2 separate regions of the Homo sapiens genome follow, and region 2 is linked to region 1. Evidence: read pairs that join two places in POLR2A ChIA-PET (ENCODE). Cell type or tissue: HepG2. All regions are shown on one strand. Each heading gives the region's core, and the rest is flanking DNA. Links, peaks and the distances in the headings are about the cores only. Region 1 overlaps RAPGEF5 (Rap guanine nucleotide exchange factor 5). Region 2 overlaps RAPGEF5 (Rap guanine nucleotide exchange factor 5).

What was found. Peaks named below come from ENCODE experiments on the same cell type or tissue, not always from the same donor. Only the 100,000 strongest peaks of a DNase experiment are listed, where the experiment ranks them.
Region 2: POLR2A ChIA-PET joins it to region 1 with 8 read pairs; 3 of 35 experiments call an interaction of 5 or more read pairs at or near these places.

The regions. Positions count from the first base shown.
Region 1 is chr7:22,186,238-22,190,627 of GRCh38, reverse strand. All of the region lies in intron 11 of RAPGEF5 (Rap guanine nucleotide exchange factor 5), which reads left to right. Among named protein-coding and RNA genes, the nearest start is that of RAPGEF5, 170 kb to the left of the region's middle. In HepG2, for the core only: no CTCF peak of the experiment used is centred there; no DNase peak of the experiment used is centred there.
Region 2 is chr7:22,338,962-22,343,351 of GRCh38, reverse strand. The region is part of intron 1 of RAPGEF5 (Rap guanine nucleotide exchange factor 5); the gene reads left to right. Among named protein-coding and RNA genes, the nearest start is that of RAPGEF5, 16 kb to the left of the region's middle. In HepG2, for the core only: no CTCF peak of the experiment used is centred there; a DNase peak (open chromatin) is centred at 1,891.

The sequences.
Region 1 (4,390 bases), core at 102-4,101:
ATAGATAACGTTTACTCCATTGAATATAGCCGGGAGGAGAATGCCAGGGCTATTAAGATAAGGCATTTCTGTTGTTACTGGACTCAAGAATAGAATAGGAAACAACTAAATTCATATAGTATTCTATCAGCAAATCAAGCTTTTTAAAGGAAAAATAATTCTAGAGATGCTTAAAAGCAACCTACTAATGATTTTCTTAAATGAGTTGACTCGCACACACCTACTATGTATACTATTTTCATAATCCCTCAAGTACGTATCTTTCCTCCTTTGTAGTGAAAGGCGCAAGAAGTCATCCAGTATGATATCTATGGAATGAAGGAATGCATGAGTGAATGAGTGAATTTCTTTCTTTTGAGACGGAGTGTCTGTCTGTCACCCAGGCTGGAGTATGATCTTGGCTCACTGCAACCTCTGACTCTCGGGTTCAAGCGATTCTCCTGCCTCAGCCTCCAGAGTAGCTGGGATTACAGGGGCCCACCACCACGCCCGGCTAATTTTTGTATTTTTGGTAGGGACAGAGTTTCACCATGTTGGTCAGGCTGGTCTCGAACTCCTGATCTCGTGATCCACCTGCCTCGGCCTCCTAAAGTGCTGGGATTACATGCGTGAGCCACTCTGCCTAGCCGAGTGAATTTCCTAAACTTTTAAAGAGAAGATCAATGGGAAGTGCTGATAAGGAACAAGCAAACCAACCAGGCATTTGGGTCTTTATTTGCAGCCAGTTTTGAAATGTTCATTCATCTGTGACAAGCTCCCTTTTTGTTTACTAAGTTAGCAATAACACTCCCTGAGAGCAAGCAGCAATGAAATTCATTGTCATCTAAATTTTTCAACATTTCTTCTTTTGTCTGATAGTTCTTCATTGTTTAAAGTAGGAAAACTATGAGTCTGGTAACTAGATATTTGTGAACCTGGACAGTGATTGAAGCTGTTTTCAAAGATTTCCTTTTTTTTTTCCAAGGTTCAGGTTTTGACTTGAAATATTTTGAAATGTTAGAGGAAAATCAAATTGTTTCTGGAGCTTTATCTTTTCCCAGAAATTGGGCAAACATCACTGGGCATGAGGTTTACATGAGAGAATTACGAGGAAGGTAAGAAAGAAAAAAAACAAGGAGCTGTGAGTTAGAGGAGTTGAAGGGATGGGGGAGCAGGTTTGGGCCCAGCCAGTCCTGCTCTGTGGTGGTCCTGCTGGTGACTGTAGCTAGTTAACCCTTTCTCCTCCCTAGAGAGGATAAAGTGTGTTTTGCTTACAGATACTTCTGTAGTGAACGATGATTTCTGTTTCAAAGCAGGGGGAAAACTGTGGATTACATGGAGAAACCCCTTCTTACTGATTTTTCTTTCTGAATCTGTGTTACGACAGGTCTACCTTAGGGAAAACATAGGAAATATGTTATTTCCCATTTCCTTATTCATCTTTTTGAAGAAAATGTACTTATGATTACAAGTTTCCAAGAAAAAAAAAAGCCAACAGAGAATAGAATAGTAGGAATAGGTAAAGCCTACCAGCTGATTCTCATTAGGCCTGACCTGATTTCTTTTAGGTATGGCTGCTTTTTTTTTTTTTTTTTTAATTTCATGAGGTTATCATTCAGTATATTCTGTTAGCATGCCTCTGTGTGGACGTGTCTACACAGCTTGCCTTGATTCTTTCAGAGATACCTCAGTGTTGGGGAGCTGGCGTTTAGCAACACATAGTAGGTTGAGCATGTGATTGAAAAAGTGAGTTCGTTACTGTTCTAAAGAGGAAACAACCTCTGTGAAAGTGCCTGTTTTATATTATAGGAGTGTCTCACTCAACTGATAGAGTCCAGAAGCTCTTGATGGTCAACCTAGTGACTTTTTTTTTTTTTTTTTTTTGAGACGGAGTCTCACTCTGTCACCAGGCTGGAGTGCAGTGGCGCGATCTCGGCTCACTGCAACCTCCACCTCCCAAGTTCAAGCGATTCTCCTGCCTTAGCCTCCCAAGTAGCTGGGACTACGGATGCGCACCACCATGCCCAGCTAATTTTTTGTATTTTCAGTAGAGACAGGGTTTCACCATGTTGGCCAGGATGGTCTCAATCTCTTGACCTCGTGATCCACCCACCTTGGCCTCCCAAAGTGCTGGGATTACAGATGTGAGCCACTGCGCCCGGCTGTGATGTTTTTTAAGCATTGCACTGATAAAACATTAAGTAAAGTGAGGGCAGGCACCTCATTTTCTATTAACTTTTTAATCTTGTCTCCTGCCAACACCAAGCTCATGATAATCCCTTGATATTTAATTATGTAATTTTCATGGAGGAAAATTAAGAATATCTTTCTTCTTCCCCTTGGAAAGATAGAAGACAACGTAAGTGAACTTCTTCCTTGCTTACCTTGCCTTTTAGCATTCCTGGAATGATCCTGGGTGCCTTTCTTCCAGGCTTTTTCTCCCAGGTTGCCAGACCATAATAACCCCGTAGCAGCATGGCTTTTGCTGTACTAAAAATGTTTGAGGGTAGGTAAATATTTAGATGGCGGTAAGTCTTTTCATGATTTTGTACAATTGATATGCACATGACATTATCTTGTATTTATATCTTTTTATTTCTGTAAGGTCATGTAATAAACAGACCAGTGTAGCTTATCTGTAGCTGCACATTAGCAGCACCTGTGATGCTTTTAACAAAACAGCAATGTCCAGAGATCCTAATTCAGTTGGGCTGAGTTGGGGCCTAGGCCTTAAGGTCTTTAAAAGTTCCCCAGGTGATGCAATCCGCAGCCAAGTTGAAAGACACTGAAATAGAACATTGTCTTACTTCCATATTTTGAAAGACCAATTCTAGGTTTCTATTGGTTATAGATATACAGAGAGTTAGGAACAACGTTCCCCCTTTACAACCCCTCTGACAGGACTGTATGTCCAGCCTCATGTCCGCTGGCCCCTGTCCTGGAGTTCTGCAGCTTGAGAAGTTCATAACTGACAAACCTACACTGCCAGTCCTTCCATTAAAGTGGTTTTGGATAAAAGGACACCATCAGAGGGAACAGAGGTACTGGACACACAAAATGTTTGGTTTCTCATCTCTTGGAATGAGAAGGTGGGACTATAGTGAAAAGCCATTTGGATTTTTGTGTGGGTTCTGTCACATGACACAAATTCCTGGATGGTCCTTAGGTTTCACAGCCAAGAATGCTTCTGAGAGAAATAATGTTTTACGAAAGGAGAAAATGCATATAGCAGAGTAGAAAGGTTACTAAAATGAGATTCTAAAGTCTTGAGTACCGAATCTGGGCTCCATTAAAAAAACAGCCTGAGACTTTGAGCAAGTAATAAATGAAATGATCTCTAAAGTATCTTTCATCACTAAAACCCTTTGATTCAAAGGGATCTATATTTTCTTTCCTTGCAAAATATGTTACAGAACCATAGAATTTTAGGTGGGAGGGAGACCTGAGAATTGGTGTAGATGACCTCCAAAGTCAATTTATGCTGAAAACACCATCACATAGCCCTTGCACGAGGGCTTAGGAAATTTGGTCTAACTTCATGTTACTGCTACATTTCTTCAGCCTCGTAGAGCTGTTAGAATGTTAACGGGGTATTAAGCTTAGAATCCAAGGCTCAGTGGCCATACCTGGTGATGATTTAAGTGTGTTTTTATATAACCTTGTCCAATGGGAAACTTTTTAAGTTCCTTTGAGAAATTATGCCATAACATTTCTAAAGAATAGCTTTGATTTATCACTCTACTACTAAATTCCATTTGCAGAATTTTATTACCAAGCCATTTTGGGATATTCAGAAATAGTGTTGCAGGAGAAAAGCAGCAATTTTCCCTCAGTGGTGAAATATACTACATCATATCTCTTCTACTAGCCATTTCCTGGCAATTCCTTAACTTTTAGCTTTATACACTGCTTCTATAAAAAATGTAACTGTGAATTTTAGTTATTGAGTTTCTGAATACCTTAGAAAAATTTAGTTCCTTTATTTATTTAATTCCTTTAAATATCTTTGACCTCCAAATGCATAGGCACTGTTCTAAATGCCAGGGATACAAAATAGACACAAAACTCCTTACCCTCCTGAAGGCTTATATTCTATTGGAGGGAATCAGACAATAAAATAAGTAGGAAAATATTGTATATTAGATGATGGGTTGCTAAATAACCAATATCATTATAGGCACTAATTTGGGATAACTATATCCATGTCTTTAAAAATAAAAAAGCTGGAGGATCTTTTAATGTATTTAAAGTATTTTAAGAATTAATGTGAAACTTCTGGTCAAATGCAACGAAGTTCAGAATCAAAAGAAATACACTTAATTGAAATTTTAAAAATAACATAAAAGAAATTTGAAGTATGCATAGGTATCCCCAGTTGGTAAATCACTATTGTTAGAACCCATAGAATCTG
Region 2 (4,390 bases), core at 122-4,121, 150 kb before region 1:
CTGGGTAGTTGGGTTGATACCTACCCAGATCTCATCTTGAATTACCATGTGTTGTAGGAGGAACCCGGTGGGAGGTAACCGAATCATGGGGGCAGATCTTTCCTGTGCTGTTCTTGTGATAGTGAATAAATTTTATGAGATCTGATGGTTTTAAAAAGGGGAGTTTCCCTGCAGAAGCTCTTTTCCCTTGTCTACCACCATGTGAGACGTGCATTTTACCTTCCTCCGTGATTGTGAGGCCTCTCCAGCCATGCGGACTGTAAGTCCATTAAACCTCTTTCTTTTGTAAATTGCCCAGTCCAGGGTATGTCTTTATCAGCAGCATGAAAACGGACTAATACAGTAAATTGATACCAGTAGAGTGGGGGCACTACTGAAAAGATACCTGAAAATGTGGAAGCGACTTTGGAACTGGGTAACAGGCAGAGGTTGGAACGGTTTGCAGGGCTCAGAAGAAGACAGGAAAATTTGGGAAAGTTTGGAACTTCCTAGAGACTTGTTGAATGGTTTTGCCCAAGATACTTGTAGTGATATGGACAATAAAGTCCAGGCTTAGGTGGTCTCAGATGGAGACGAGGAATGTGTTGGGAACTGGAGCAAAGGTGACTCTTGTTATGTTTTAGCAAAGAACTGGTGGCATTTTGCCCCTGTCCTAGAGATTTGTGGAACTTTGAACTTGAGAGAGATGATTTAGGGTATCTGGCAGAAGAAATTTCTAAGCAGCAAAGCATTCAAGAGGTGACTTGGGTGGTGTTAAAGGCATTCAGTTTTATAAGTGAAGCAGAGCATAAAAGTTTGGAAAATTTGCAGCCTGACAATGTGATAGAAAAGAATATCCCATTTTCTGAGGAGAAATTCAAGCCAGCTACGGAAATTTGCATAAGTAATGCGGAGCCTAATGTTAATCCCCAAGACAATGGGAAAAATATCTCCAGGGTTTTTCTGTTGTGAAGCAGAAAAAGGTCCAAGGTGTCAGAGACCTTTACTGCAGCCCCTCCCATCACAGGCCCAGAGGCCTAGGAGGAAAACGTGGTTTGGTGGGCTGGGCCCAGGGTCCATGTGCTGTGTGCAGCCTAGGGAACTTGGTGTCCTGTGTCCCAGCTGCTCCAGCCATGGCTGAAAGGGGCCAACATAGAGCTCAGGCTTTGGCTTCAGAGGGTGGAAGCTCCAAGCTTTGGCAACTTCCACGTTGTGTTGAGTCTGTGAGTGCACAGAAGTCAAGAATTGGGGTTTGAGAACCTCTGCCTAGATTTTAGAAGATGTATGGAAATGGCAGAGGTTTGCTGCAGGAGCAGGGCCCTCATGGAGCACCTCTGCTAGGGCATTGTGGAAGGGGAATGTGGGGTGGGAGCCCCTAAACAGAGTCCCTACTGGGGGACAGCTCTCTACCACCTAGTGGAGCTGTGAGAAGAAGGCCACTGTCCTCCAGACCCCAGAATGGTAGATCTGCTAACAGCTTACACTGTGCCCCTGGAAAAGCCATAGACATTCAACACCAGCCTGTGAAAGCAGCCTGGAGGGGAATATACCCTGCAAAGCCACAGGGGTGGAGCTGCCCAAGGCTGTGGGAGCCCTGTCTTGCATCAGCATGACCTGGATTTGAGACATGGAGTCAAAAGAGATCATTTTGGACCTTTAAGATTTGACAGCCCTGCTGGATTTTGGACTGATACAGGGCCTGTAGCCCCTTTGTTTTGGCCAATTCTCCCATTTGGAATGGCTGTATTTACTCAATGCCTTCACCCCCGTTGTATTTAGGAAGTAACTAACTTGCTTTTGATTTTACAGGCTCATAGGCAGAAGGGACTTGCCTTGTCTCAGATGAGACTTTGGACTGTGGACTTTTGAGTTAATGCTGAAATGAGCTAATGTTTTGGGGGACTGTTGGGAAGGAAAGATTGGTTTTGAAATGTGAGGACATGAGATTTGGGAGGGGCCGGGTGGAATGATATGGTTTGGCTGTGTCCCCACCCAAATCTCGTCTTGAATTCTCACGTGTTGTGGGAGGAACCCGGTGGGAGGTAATTGAATCACAGGGCAGATCTTTCCTGTGCTGTTCTCATGATAGTGAATAAGTCTCATGAGATCTGATGGTTTTAAAAAGGGGAGTTTCCCTGCACAAGCTCTTTTCTCTTGTCTGCTGCCATGTGAGATGTGCCTTTCACCTTCTGCCATGATTCTGAGGCCTCCCCAGCCACATGGAACAAGTCCATTAAACCTATTTCTTTTGTAAATTGCCCAGTCCTGGGTATGTCTTTATCAGCAGTGTGAAAACAGAGTAATACACTGGGTTTTCTTATATTTATATGTCAGAAAACATGGATGTGTGAGGGAGTCAAGGGATGACCTCATGCAGCTGAGGCCATAATGATAAGTCACCTCGTGTTACTCAGTGTGGCACAAGTTCAAGTGTATGAACCCTTTGGTTTTGCTCCATTTTCTCTTCTTTCTGGTCATTTCTCCAGTAAAGCTTGGTTGCTGGGTACCTGGAGAAGACAAGCAAATGGAAGCCCAGAGGACAGGAGCCCAAATCTGCCAGGAAGGAGGTAGAGCATTCCCAGTTGAAGGCTTCCAGGAAGTGGCCATGCCTGTGCATCACCTCTTAGGGGGAACGGACCAGAGGGAAGAGGAGAGGGGGTTCTAGTGCGGAATACCCTGGTAAGAGAATCCAAGCCCTGGTCAGGGAACAAGGAGGAGCTCAGTGTGGAGGAAGGGCTGTGGGGGCTGGGGGACCCAGACATACAGGAATCCCTTTTCCAGGCTCAGACCCTGGGGCAAGGATGGTTCCCGCAAATCCATCTTGTTTTCACCTCCAGTCTAGAGTGAATGTTCTCCCTGTCCCCCTAGCTGGGAAAGGAGTTTTTCCAGTTCAGAGACTCAGGTCCACTTTCTGTGCTTACCATCTCCTTCTCTGGTTTGGTCTTCAGAAGTCTCTGATCGGCCTTCTTCCTGGTTTGTGAAGATTCATCTCCTTACTTCCCCTTGGATGAGCTATCCATCTTCACTTTGGGTTAGGTTTCCTTTGGCTTTGTGGTTCCTGTTGTCTTGTTCTCCTCTCCCGAGCTTTTCTCCTGGAGGCTTCTCTGGTGGGCTGTTTTCCCAGTCTCTCTTCTCTGAATCAGCTCAGGCGCTTGTTTGCTGTCATTGTTTCCCAGCACAGCACTCCTGTTTCTTCATCCTGGCACCAAACCATCAGTTTGCCTGGCCCCAGCTGAGGGCTCCATTTGGAATGGGAGAGGGTGCTTGATGCCCTTTTCAGGAGTTTGGATGATTGAAGCACACCTCTGCATGTTAAAACTGTCAGAGAAGCCCTCACCCCACCCAATCTATTAATTTTTTTTAGAATATTTAAGTTCTCACATTCCCCACTTCCCATAAGAAGAAAAGGGGAACTGTTGCAAAGGCTTGAGTAACCATCCACCTGGTCTGCTTTAGGGGGTGGAGAGTTACAAATGTGTTGATTGCTGATTAGCATAATATTTTCAAAACTACCTGCTTTAAATAGTGACCTCTGCCTTGGTCAAAGGATACATATGAGAAGGTATTGCTCAGGTGAGAAGTGAAATTGTGAAAGTCAAAACCAGTTTCATTTTGTAATGATTGTAATAAATGTAGAAGCTTCTATTTAAACAATTATAATAGCTTTGGGAATATAAGGCTAAACACAAGACAAAGGAAAGTGGATTAATGATTTTAGTTGTTGTGTGTACTGCAGGCAGCACCTGTCCCTCACATCCCAGACTGCCGTTTGATGCAGTCACCCTCTTTTGCATTTCCTGGTATCTTTTCTTCCTTCTAAAATCTGTGTCATGCACTTACTCTAATGTGTCCATCAGGATGGTTATTGCAGCTTTTGCTGCAATAACAAAACCCCAACAAAAACTTCGTAGTTTAACACAACACTTTCTTTCTTTCTTACTAAAACATTTTGCATCCGGACGCTCTTCAGGGGAGCTGTCTTCTATGTGGCAATGTTACTGGCTGTGAAGCTGTACAGGTCTTCAGCAACCTCACTTCTTGCCTCCTCAGAAGAAAGAATTCAACTGAGAGGCATAAGGCAGAGTGAGAGACCGAAGCAAGTTTTAGAGCAGGAGTGAAGGTTTATTGATAACAGTTGCATCCTTTCTCCGCTGATTCTTCCTCTGGGGTGGAGTGTCTGCAGTTGCTTGCTAGCAGTTGGGAGGGGCTGCATGCACAGTGTATTTACTGAAGTTGTATGCATGCTCACTTGAGGCGTTCTTCTCTTACCAGTCGAGTGTTCCCATAAGGTCATACACCAGTTAAACTCCATCGTTTTGCCTCTTAGTGCGCATGCTTGAGCCCACTCACCCACCTCCTGAGATCTTATCTGGAAGCTGCTGATCACCAGCTTCAGGTTTTTTCTATGAAT